Regions from separate parts of the Homo sapiens genome. Here region 1 is linked to region 2. A link is an interaction called in ENCODE POLR2A ChIA-PET data of the cell type or tissue named here. Cell type or tissue: PC-9. All regions are shown on one strand. Each heading gives the region's core, and the rest is flanking DNA. Links, peaks and the distances in the headings are about the cores only.

Region 1 (5,374 bases), core at 289-5,288, 89 kb before region 2:
TCACCGCAACCTCTGCCTCCTGAGTTCAAGCGATTCTCCTGCCTCAGCCTCCTGAGTAGCTGGGATTACAGGCATGTGCCACCACGCCTGGCTAATTTTGTATTTTTAGTAGAGACAGGGTTTCTCCATTTTGGTCAGGCTGGTCTCAAACTCCTGACCTCAGGTGATCCACCTGCTTCAGCCTCCCAAGGTGCTGGGATTACAGGCGTGAGCCACCGCACCCGGCCTGTATCTCCTTTCAAAAAGAGCTGCTGTCCTTGTCCACTTTGGGAAGCCAAGGAGGGCGGATCACCTGAGGACAGGAGTTCTAGGCCAGCCTGGCCAACATGGTGAAACACTGTCTCTACTAAAAATACAAAAATTAATTTACAATGAGCTGATGGACCCACCCGGGGTCAAGACAGTGACCAAGCGAAATGGGCGTGGGCGTCACGAGGTGTCTGCGGAAGGAAGTTGGAGGAGAGTGGTCCGAGCTCTTTTGAGGAAAGCCATTACTGTGAAGAGCGGAGCTTCAGCGGTCTGGCTGGGTCGGAGGCGAAAGCGGAGCCCATGAGCCCCCTCTCCCCCACTGGGGGGGGACTTCCCGGGGCCGCAGAGAGAAGTCCGACTGCGACTGCGAGATCGCGCCCTGAGGGGGCTGCCGCCCTGGGAGTCACAGCCCCGCCCCTCTCCCTGCCCTGTCAGTGGGGACTGGGGACAAACTACTTAACCTTCGGACTCTCAGTTTCCCCAGCTGGGAAGTGGAAACACCACTGCCTACCTCGTGGGGTGGAGGGAGCAGAAACGGAGCCGAGGGCGCGACCGCGGCTCAGTAGTCTGGAATGTGGGTCCCAGTATCCGACTAGCTTCCCCCGAAGGGGTCTTGGCTGTGATACCGAAGCACCTGAGCAACTGCGTTGCCTGCGGACAATACAATAGGAAGCATTTACTGTTTGGCCTAGGCTGTGTGCTAAGTGCTCTCGTCATTACAAACTCGCAAAGGTTACCTACAGAAGGAAACCTTGAGATGGAGGTTAAGCAGCTTAGGCAACAGAGCAAGACCCAGTTTCTACCAAAAAAAAAAATTTTTTTTTAATTATTATTATTATTTTTTTTAAACGGAGACTCGCTCTGTTGCCAAGGCTAGAGTGCTGGAGTGCAATGGCACAATCTTGGCGCACTGCAACCTCCACCTCCAAGGTTCGGGGTAGTCTCCTGCCTCAGCCCCCCGAGTAGCTGGGATTAGATCTTTTAGCAAGTTGGGCAGATGACTCATGCCTGTAATCCCAGCACTTTGGGAGGCCGAGGCAGGTGGATCACCTGAGATCGGGAGTTCGAGACCAGCCTGACACCAACATGGAGAAACCCCGTCTCTACTAAAAATACAAAATTAGCCAGGTGTGGTGGCGCATGCCTATAATCCCAGCTACTAGGGAGGCTGAGGCAGGAGAATCGCTTGAACACCCCTTCTCTGGTCTCATGGAAAAATGGTTTGGAAATGGAAGGGACTCATGACCTCAATCTTTACCTCCCTTGCAATTATTACCAGTGTACTCATTCTTGTAGGTTGTGTCATACCTTGCATTTGTGGATTTGTGCAAAGGCTTATAGAAACAGCTCTTACCAAACCCCTCTCCATTCTCCCCCACCCTACTCAGATAAACTCCTACTTCTAGAAACCAAGAGGAGCAACAAAGCCAAAATATATTAGAGGAATTTGAAGAGGAAGAACTATAAAGTCAGGAGGGGGAAAATTGCCAGAAACAGTAAGTTCCTCTTCAAAGTTTCCTTGGTCTTTCTTGCTCTATACGCAGCCCTTCCTGCTTAATCAGGAAGGAGCACTTGTTTCTCTGTTTAATGGGTAACTAGCAAACCTCTTACTTGGTAAACAACCCTTCCCGCCTAGTTGGTAATGGACAGCCTCTCCCTTCCTGCCTAATTGGCCTTATTCAATTTCAAGCACTAGTCAATTGGGTCAGCTTAGACTGTGCTGTCCAACTCCAGCAAATGGGGAAAGGACACAGAAACAGAAACTGTGTTAGGGATAAAAACCCCTGCTCTACCCGGCTTGATGTGCTCTTGGGATCAGTCAGACGCAAGCTGTACCCTTCTGCAGAAGTAAATGTGCCTTGCTGAGAAATTCTTTGTTTAAGTGGTGGTTTTTCTTTGCAGCACTGAACACTTGTTTCTAACACCTGGGGGGCAGAGGTTGTGGTGAGCCGAGATCTTGCCATTGCCCTCCAGCCTGGCGCCATGGCTCACATGGGAGGCTGAGACAGGCAGATCACTTGAGCACAGAAGTTCGAGATCAGCCTGGGCAACATTGGCAAAACCCTGTCTCTACAAAAAATACAAAAACTAGCTGGGCATGGTGGTTCAGGCTTGTCATCCCAGCTACTTGTGAGGCTGAGGTGGGAGGATAACTTGAGTCCAGTAGGCAGAGGTTACAGTGAGCTGGGATCATGCCATTGCATTCCAGCCTGGGTGACAGCCAGACTCTGTCTCAAAAAAGAAAAAGAAAAAGAAAAAAAAGTGGTGGAATCTCTTACACCAGTAAGGGGGTGTACCTTTTTGCATGCTTAAGATCTTCTATTTTCTTTTCTATGAGCTGACTGCTCAGATCCTTTCCCCATTGGCCTTTTTGAATTGTTGATCCTTTGTATTTGCATCCCTAACCTACTTGTTCTAGTCTATGATTTCAGTTACACATCCAACTTTTGTTTTTTTAAGATGGCTAACCAGTTGCCTCAGCATCATATATGGAGCAGCCCACCTTTTCATCAGTCTGAGATGCCACTTTTATCATATAATAAAGGCCTCATATATACTTAGGTCTATTTCTGAAACTTTCTTTTAAACAAAAGAGCCTTCTGGTATCATGGCTGTTTTTTAAACTTTTGATTGATTGTGTACCTACCTTTGTATACCTACCTTTGTGTACCTGTGAACGTGGCCTTGTCCGTGTGGTTAGCAAGGAGCATGTGTTCCATTCCTCCTCTGGCTGCCCTTCAACACCATCCACTGCTCACAATGCTGCCAGGGAAGCCTGGGCACCTCCAGAGGTGCCAACCTGACCATGCCAAGGCTGCCAACTCCAGGTGCTTCTAAGGTTTTCAGTCCTTGGGCACCAGGAGGCTGCCAGGTTTCCTGCCAGCTGAGGAGAGCAGCCTATTCAACTATTCAACCTATGCAACTCCAGGTCCTGCTATTTCTGTTTTTCTTGGCCCTGATTGCACTTCAGTTTTCGCCCTGTCTTCTGGAATGGCTCCTTCAAATTCCCCTTTTCATCACATCAGTTTTCACAGGTAGTTGAAGAGATCTGCTTGGAGAGAGATACCATTTGTTTCCCTATTTTCCTTTGCCTCCTCTCTGACTCCTTCCACCACCCCTGCCCCCTGCCCAGCCCCACCATTCTTTTCTCTCCCGCCTGGGCCTCTTCACAGTTACCAACCAAAAACTTTCACTTATAGCAACAGAAACAGAACTGTGCCAATCTGTGTGGCCTTGGTGGGGGAAGGGAGATTGTTTGGCTGCAGCAGCCAGCAAAGTTAGTGTTCCATATGGCTCCTTTTTTTGTTTCTGTTTTTTTTTTGGGGGGGGGCGGAATTTCGCTCTTGTTCCCCAGGCTGGAGTGCAATGGCATGATCTCGGCTCACCACAACCTTCGCCTCCTGAGTTCAAGCGATTCTCCTGCCTCAGCCTCCCTAGTAGCTGGGATTACAGGCATGTGCCACCACGCCTGGCTAATTTTGTATTTTTAGTAGAGACGAGGTTTCTCCATGTTGGTCAGGCTGGTCTCGAACTCCCGACCTCATGTGATCTGCCTGCCTCGGCCTCCCAAAGTGCTGGGATTACAGGCATGAGCCACTGCACCTGGCTGTTTTTTTGTTTTTTTGATACACAGTCTCACTTTGCCATCCTGGCTGGAATGCAGTGAAGAGATCACGGCTCACTGCAGCCTTGACCTCCCAGGCTCAAGCAATCCTCCTGCCTCATCCTCCCAAGTAGCTGGGACCACAGGCGCGCATCACCACAACTGGCTAATTTTTTTTGAGACGAAGTCTTGCTCTGTCACCCAGGCTGGAGTGCAGTGACACAATCTCAGCTCACTGCAACCTCTGCCTCTCGGGTTCAAGCGATTCTCTTGCCTCAACCTCCCAAGTAGCTGGCACTACAGGTGTGCGTGTCCAGGTAATTTTTGTGTTTTTAGTAGAGACAGGGTTTCACCATGTTGGCCAGGCTAGTCTTGAACTCCTGACCTCAAGTGATCCACCTGCCTTGGCCTTCCAAAATTCTGGGATTACAAGTGTGAGCCACCACGCCCAGCCACCTGGCTAATTTTTGTTAATTTTTTTTTTTTTTTTGGTAGAGATGAGGTCTACCTATGTTGCCATGGGTGGTCTCAAACTCCTCCTCAAGCGATCCTCCCCCCTCGGCCTCCCAAAGTGCTGGGATTGCAGGCATGAGCCATTGCGCCAAGCCCATATGCCCCTTTAAAAAAAAGATATTTAGTAGAAATGGAGCATCTTGCTACAGTCTTGCTGCTCACAGTGTGGTCCCCAAACCAGCACCATTGATATCATCTGGGGGTGGGTTAGAAGTGCAGAATCACTGGCTCCAGACCTATTGCGTCAGAACCTGCATGTTAACAAGGTTCCCCCAGAATGCACATGCACATCAGAGTTTGGGAAGCATTCTGCTCTGGGACTTGATGACTGAAGGAGGGAGGCTGAGGGAGAGAGAAGAAGCAAATATGTTTTTTGAGACCTCAATTCTCACTACCAATATCTGAAACTTGGGGACCACATGGATTTGGATAACAAGTGATACAGTTATAACTCCAGATGTCTACGCTGGTGGCTGAGTGGGTCTTAGAACACTTTCTGGGGTTATAAAATACAGAATCAGCAAGTTGAGGCAGAAAGGCCTGAAGGGAGATGGCAAATCCGTGTGAGCAAGGCTAAGTCTAAAGACCCATGGGCCAGGGGTGCTTACTGAGAACAGAGTACGTGGCACCATTAGGGGCAGAGGATGGAAGCAAGCACATATGAAACTAGGCATGGTGGCATGCTCCTGTAGTCCCAGCTACTCAGGAGGCTGAGGTGGAGGGTCACTTGAGCTGGGGAGGTCGAGGTTGTGAGCCATGGTCATGCCACTGCCCTCCACCACGGGCCACAGAGCGAGACTTGAAAAAAAAAAGAAAGAGAGAGAGAGGGAGAGAGAGAGAGAGAGAGAGAGGGAGAGAGAGAGAGAGGGAGAGAGAGAAAGAAAGAAAAAAAGAAAGAAAAAGAAAAAGAGAAAAAGAAAGAGAAAGAGAGAAAGAGTTGAAAATCTTGGAGGCCTTTGAAAACATAGAGAGACTGGACTTCTGTTTCTATGATCAGGGTGAGGTATA
Region 2 (5,374 bases), core at 124-5,123:
CAGTGTCTTCACTTGAGGTTTGAGTGATCAACCAAAGTTTAGCTGTCCTAAGAAGCCCTGCTTCAAAATCCTTTCCTGGCCGGGCGTGGTGGCTCAAGCCTGTAATGCCAGCACTTGAGGGGACCAAGGCTGGAGGATTGCTTAAGCTCGGAAGTTTGAGACTGGCCTGGGCAACATAGTGAGGCTCTGTCTCTACAAAAGATACAAAAAATCCTTTCCAGCATGTTCTCATCTTTCCTGGTACTTGTTCTTGGTGGATGTTCTAAGAATGTCTATTAAATGAATTAATTGCCATTATGTGATTTACCTCCTCTCTAGATTATAAAAAGAAGGCTTTTCCCAGACAGGCACAGTGGTGCACACCTGTAATCCCAGCACTTTGGGAGGCCAAGGCGGGCGGATCACTTGAGCCCAGGAGTTCGAGACCAGCCTGGGCAAAATAGTGAGACCTTACAAAAAAAAAAAAAAAATTAGTCAGGTGTGGTGGTGCACACCTGTAGTCTGTAGTCTCAGGTACTCCAGAGGCTGAAGTGGGAGGATTGCTTGAGCCCAGGAGGCAAGGGTTGCAGTGCACTCCAACCACCACTGCACTCCAACTTGGGTGGCAGCGTAAGACTCTGTCTCAAAAAAAAAAGAAGACTTTTCTGGGAGGTTGCACTTAGCCATGATTGTGCCACTGCACTCCAGCCTAGGCAACAGAGCAAGACCCTTGTCTCAAAAAAAAAAAAAAAAAAAAAAAAGAAGAAGGCTTTTCGCCACTGTTGAATCTTCCACAGCACCTCGCACATACTGGGTGCTCAGTTGCTTTTCTCATTTGCTTGCTTGCTTGTATGACCAAATGCCTCCAGCCACCCTGTGACCTGGGATACACTTGAGTTCTCATTTTTCCCAAAGCTGACAGGGATCCCAGGCTGGTCTTGGTTGACCTGGAAGAGTCTGTCCAAAGGAGGAAATTATCTCCCCATGAGGATTATTCTATTTATTTCCTCAGGATTGGGTCTGGTTGGAATCCAGCCAGGAACTCAGATGGTCCAAGACAGATTTGAGTTAGATATTCACACCCAGCTGATTCTGCCTGCCCAGGGAACAGGAGCATCTGTCAGGTGCCAGGAAAGTCAATGACAGATGTCTCCCCGTGGGTGCAGCGAGAGCTTCTGCAACTTCAGCCGAGGGAGATTCCCCAAGTGACAGCACTGCCTCCGCCCCCACTTACATTTTGATCTAATTTCTGCATGTGATATCGGAACTGATATTCTTTTGGTGGGAAGGGAATAAAGCAAGGACAGGCCTGAATCATCTTCATGTGCTCATCAGGAGAAATCATGTTTTTCTACTGCTGGGATTGCCTACTAATAGAAGGGCAGGGTTTTCCCCTCCATGGGTTTCAGGCAATGGAATGTCCTGCTGCCTCCTCAAATTAGCTTCAAATACCACTGGGAGCAGCAAAGGGAGACTGGGCCACGTGTCTGGTTCATAAATTACTTGCTAGCTCCTGTGGTATTCATTTTTTTTTTTTTCTTGAGCGTTTTTGTGCTCGAGCCATCGGTTTCTGATACAGCTTGCTTGAGAATCAAGATATTTCAATGCTGGAAGATCTAATAATTTCAAGGGCCAGCAAGCATTTATTTGAAGAATTTTCTGCAGGGCTGGCAGGCATGAGAAAGCCTCTTTCATGCAGTGGGGAATTAAGGTCTCTGAACTTGCAGTCCACGAATTCAAGAAGCGGATAGAAATGCTCACAGTTTGGGATGTAGCTTTGTGTAGTGTGGCCCAGGGCGAGATAATCCAAGTTTAAGTGCCTCCTCTGCCCCCTTATTAGCTGTGTCACACTGGATGAGTCACTTCATGCCACTGAGCCACATTTGTTCATGCATCATATGGTCACTGAGCATCCAAACCGCATGGAATGGAGGAAGGAGTTTACTGAGCATCTGCTCTGCCCTGGCACTGTGGCAACTGTTTTTTCATAGTTTTCTTTTCTGTAAAATGTAGTTGATACTATACCTGCTCTTTGTCCCTCCAGGATTGCCATAAGACTCAAAACAAGACAACATGGGAAAGTATATTGGGAGCAGCAAAGAATATAACCATGTAGAGGCCTGTTACCTTTGCCTTAATTCAGATTTTCCACATTCTCTTACTCTTTCAAGTATGTACAAGCTTGCCTGGGTGTGGCTTTGTGCGGCTGATTATTCACCATACCCCATCTAAGTTCGGTGTAGACACACAGCTGGGAGTGTAGTATTTCCTTCTGAACCCATGCCCCTAGATGCATGTGTCATCTTGAAATGTACAACACCAGTGAGGACACCAGCTTCCCACATTCTGTAGAAGATTGAGGCTAAAGTGGGTATGAGTCACGTGAAGTTGAAGGGCTGGGTTTGGTACCTTTGTGCTGTTGATTCCCATGTTGTCAGGGATAAGATCTGAGTGATTAGATGAAACTTGGTCTCCTGCAGCGAAAACAGCATGGGCTCAGGAGTCAGACTTACCCATCCAGGCCTCTTTGCTCTGCCAGTTACTAGTTATATAAAGATGGCTTGACTCAGCTTGGGCAAAAAGGAGAATGTAGTGGTAGGATCGTAGGGCATCTAGAATAAGGGATAACTGGAATGAGGACTAAAATGTCTCCAGGATACTTTCTCCTGGTTTTGTTTGTTCCCCTCCCCACATGTTGGCTTTATTCTTTCAGTCCAGCTTTTTCCCCAGAGAGGGGATCATGGCTTTTGGTATCTCTCGTATCTCATGGATCTAGCTTCACTATCAAAGAAGGCCTGGTTTCTTCCCTCAATTCCAGTTTCAAAAATCCTGGGACTGAGTGTGGTGGTTTTTCCTTGTGATTCCAGTGCTTTGGGAGACCGAGGTGGGAGGGTTGCTTGAGCCCAGGAGTCCAAGGCTGCAGTGAGCTGTGATCATGCCGCTGCACTCCAGCCTGGGTGACACAGTGAGTCCCTGTCTCAAAAACAAAACAAAACATAGGCCGGGCACGGTGGCTCACGCCTGCAATCCCAGCACTTTGGGAGGCCAAGGTGGGCAGATCACGAGGTCAGGAGATCGAGACCATCCTGGCTAACACAGTGAAACCCTGTCTCTACTAAAAATACAAAAAATTAACAGGGCGTGGTGGCAGGCGCCTGTAGTCCCAGCTACTCGGGAGGCTGAGGCAAGAGAATGGTGTGGACCCAGGAGGCGGAGCTTGCAGTGAGCTGAGATCGTGCCACTGCACTCCAGCCTGGGCGACAGAGCGAGACTCCATCTCAAAAACAACAACAACAACAAAACAAAAACAACAAAAAAAAGCAAAAACAAAAACAAAAACAAATCAAACTTATCTGAATAATATTATTACAGAACTGAAAAAAAAAAAACCCAAAAATACTACTGTAAGTATATAAGAACATAATTGAATGTGAAATTGTTCTGTTTTATGTAAATTATGTTTAAAGCTAATAAAGGGGAAATGTAGAAAATTATAAAGAATTTAAGAAATAAGGCCGGGCACAGTGGCTCACGCCTGTAATCCCAGCACTTTGGGAGGCCGAGGCGGGCGGATCACGAGGTCAGGAGATCAAGACCATCCTGGCTAACATGGTGAAACCCCATCTCTACTAAAAAAAATACAAAAACTTAGCTGGGCATGGTGGCAGGTGTCTGTAGTCCCAGCTACTTGGGAGGCTGAGGCAGGAGAATGGCGTGAACCCGGGAGGTGGAGATTGCAGTGAGCCGAGATTGGCCACTGCACTCCAGCCTGGGCGACAGAGCAAGACTTTGTCTCAAAAAAAAAAAAAAAAAGAGATAAATCAGGAATTTCAAGCTATCATAAACCAATACATTAAAATAGATATCATTATGTATGCAATTTATAATATATAAGAATATGTGCAATTAATCATTTTCTTTTATATTTATGGAAATAGCTGAATGACATCCAAAGAGCATATTTCTCTATGTTCCGGAGGAAGAAAGTTATCATAAGCAGAAATTATAATAGCTTTGAGCACTGTCTCTTAAGTGGCCAAGGTAACAGTTTCTTGATCACAAACCCAGCTGGCATTTACAGGTACTGTGAAAGACTAGATCAGGCCTTGGCAACTGAGGGCAATATGGCTCTTAGAAAGAACTGAAGGATATAGTTCAAGGCTTAAACCAGCTCTGCTCAAATTTGCCTCTCAAAAGCAACCAAAATTGAGGCCCCATCATTTGAGGTCTGGCCAAATGGCCTTGCTGCCTGTCTCTCCACCTCCCTGTATCTTCTTGTAGTTCCTATCTACTTTTAGGGTCGTGGTAATAATGGTCAAAGTATCTAGTCACATGCCTAAGTAGGTACTCAAAAAATACTGCTTTACTTTCTTTCTCCAATGGCTCCACACATCTTTTAAAAAAAAATCATGAGCACACAAACAAGGTTGGCTATAGACATTTCATTGTAAGAGCCAGCTACGTGGCTCAAATATTGGCTGTGTTACCCTCTGATTTGTTTAAAATTCACCCAGGGATCCCACAATTATTCTCAATTTGATCTGAGCAAGCACAATTGGAAATATATCTTAGTATTCTAAATGCCTTCCTGGCCCATAAGGAATCAGGCAGGCTACAGCATGTTTGGATAAAGATTCACATCTAACCCATGAACATATATAAAATGCTTATATCAGTTATCTTGTGTTACACAGACACAGCGACAAAATTATAGTGTATGGTATGCCAAAGGCTCAAAATAGCAGGATGGTTATTTAAATTGTAGTTTAGAATTCCTCAAATCACTACCTTTTCCTAAGAAGTCCATATCCTTATGACATTGTAAGCCCAATAAAGAAAGGAGGAAATATAGTGTCTATCATCTGAATGTGCAGACTCCATCATATGGCAGAACATTTGTAACTAGCCACGTGGCTTGGGGCAAACCACTTTATTTCTTCAATCTGAAAAACACTTGCTTTGCATACCTACCTCATACAAGGCTTTGAGATGGACTTCTGAGGGATGACTCAGACATGCCTTTAAAGAGAAGGGCCTACTGGGTATGGACTTTCAGTAGAGTTAAGTACAGAATCTGCAATAGTTCTAGAAGCAGAATGGGATATTCAGGAATGGGGATAAGCAAGTGGTCTGATTTGGTTGAAGGATATGGGGCATGCAGAGAGTGCAGGGGACTAAGGTTGTTGGGGGGCTATTTATTGGATGTAGAGGTCATAAGAGGGGAGGTATCACAGATTTGGAGCCTAGGTGACTTGGAAAATGGGTTGCCCTTTTTTAATTTAATTTTTTTTTTTTTTTTTGAGATGGAGTCTCGCTCTGTCGCGCAGGCTGGAGTGCAGTGACGCCATCTCGGTTCACTGCAACCTCCTCCTCCCGGATTCAAGTGATTCTCCTG

What was found. Peaks named below come from ENCODE experiments on the same cell type or tissue, not always from the same donor. Only the 100,000 strongest peaks of a DNase experiment are listed, where the experiment ranks them.
Region 1: POLR2A ChIA-PET joins it to region 2 with 6 read pairs; 24 of 35 experiments call an interaction of 5 or more read pairs at or near these places.

Annotation. Positions count from the first base shown.
Region 1 is chr17:43,378,363-43,383,736 of GRCh38, forward strand. It overlaps LINC00910 (long intergenic non-protein coding RNA 910), which reads right to left. Exons shown (of 6, transcript NR_027412.1): 2 at 2,911-3,298; 3 at 761-900. It overlaps LOC124904007 (a long non-coding RNA gene), which reads left to right and starts at 1,388. Exons shown (of 2, transcript XR_007065762.1): 1 at 1,388-1,745; 2 at 2,710-2,806. In PC-9, for the core only: no CTCF peak of the experiment used is centred there; no DNase peak of the experiment used is centred there.
Region 2 is chr17:43,467,032-43,472,405 of GRCh38, forward strand. No RefSeq gene overlaps it. Among named protein-coding and RNA genes, the nearest start is that of DHX8, 14 kb to the right of the region's middle. In PC-9, for the core only: no CTCF peak of the experiment used is centred there; DNase peaks (open chromatin) are centred at 1,850 and 2,290; H3K27ac peaks cover 2,809 bases.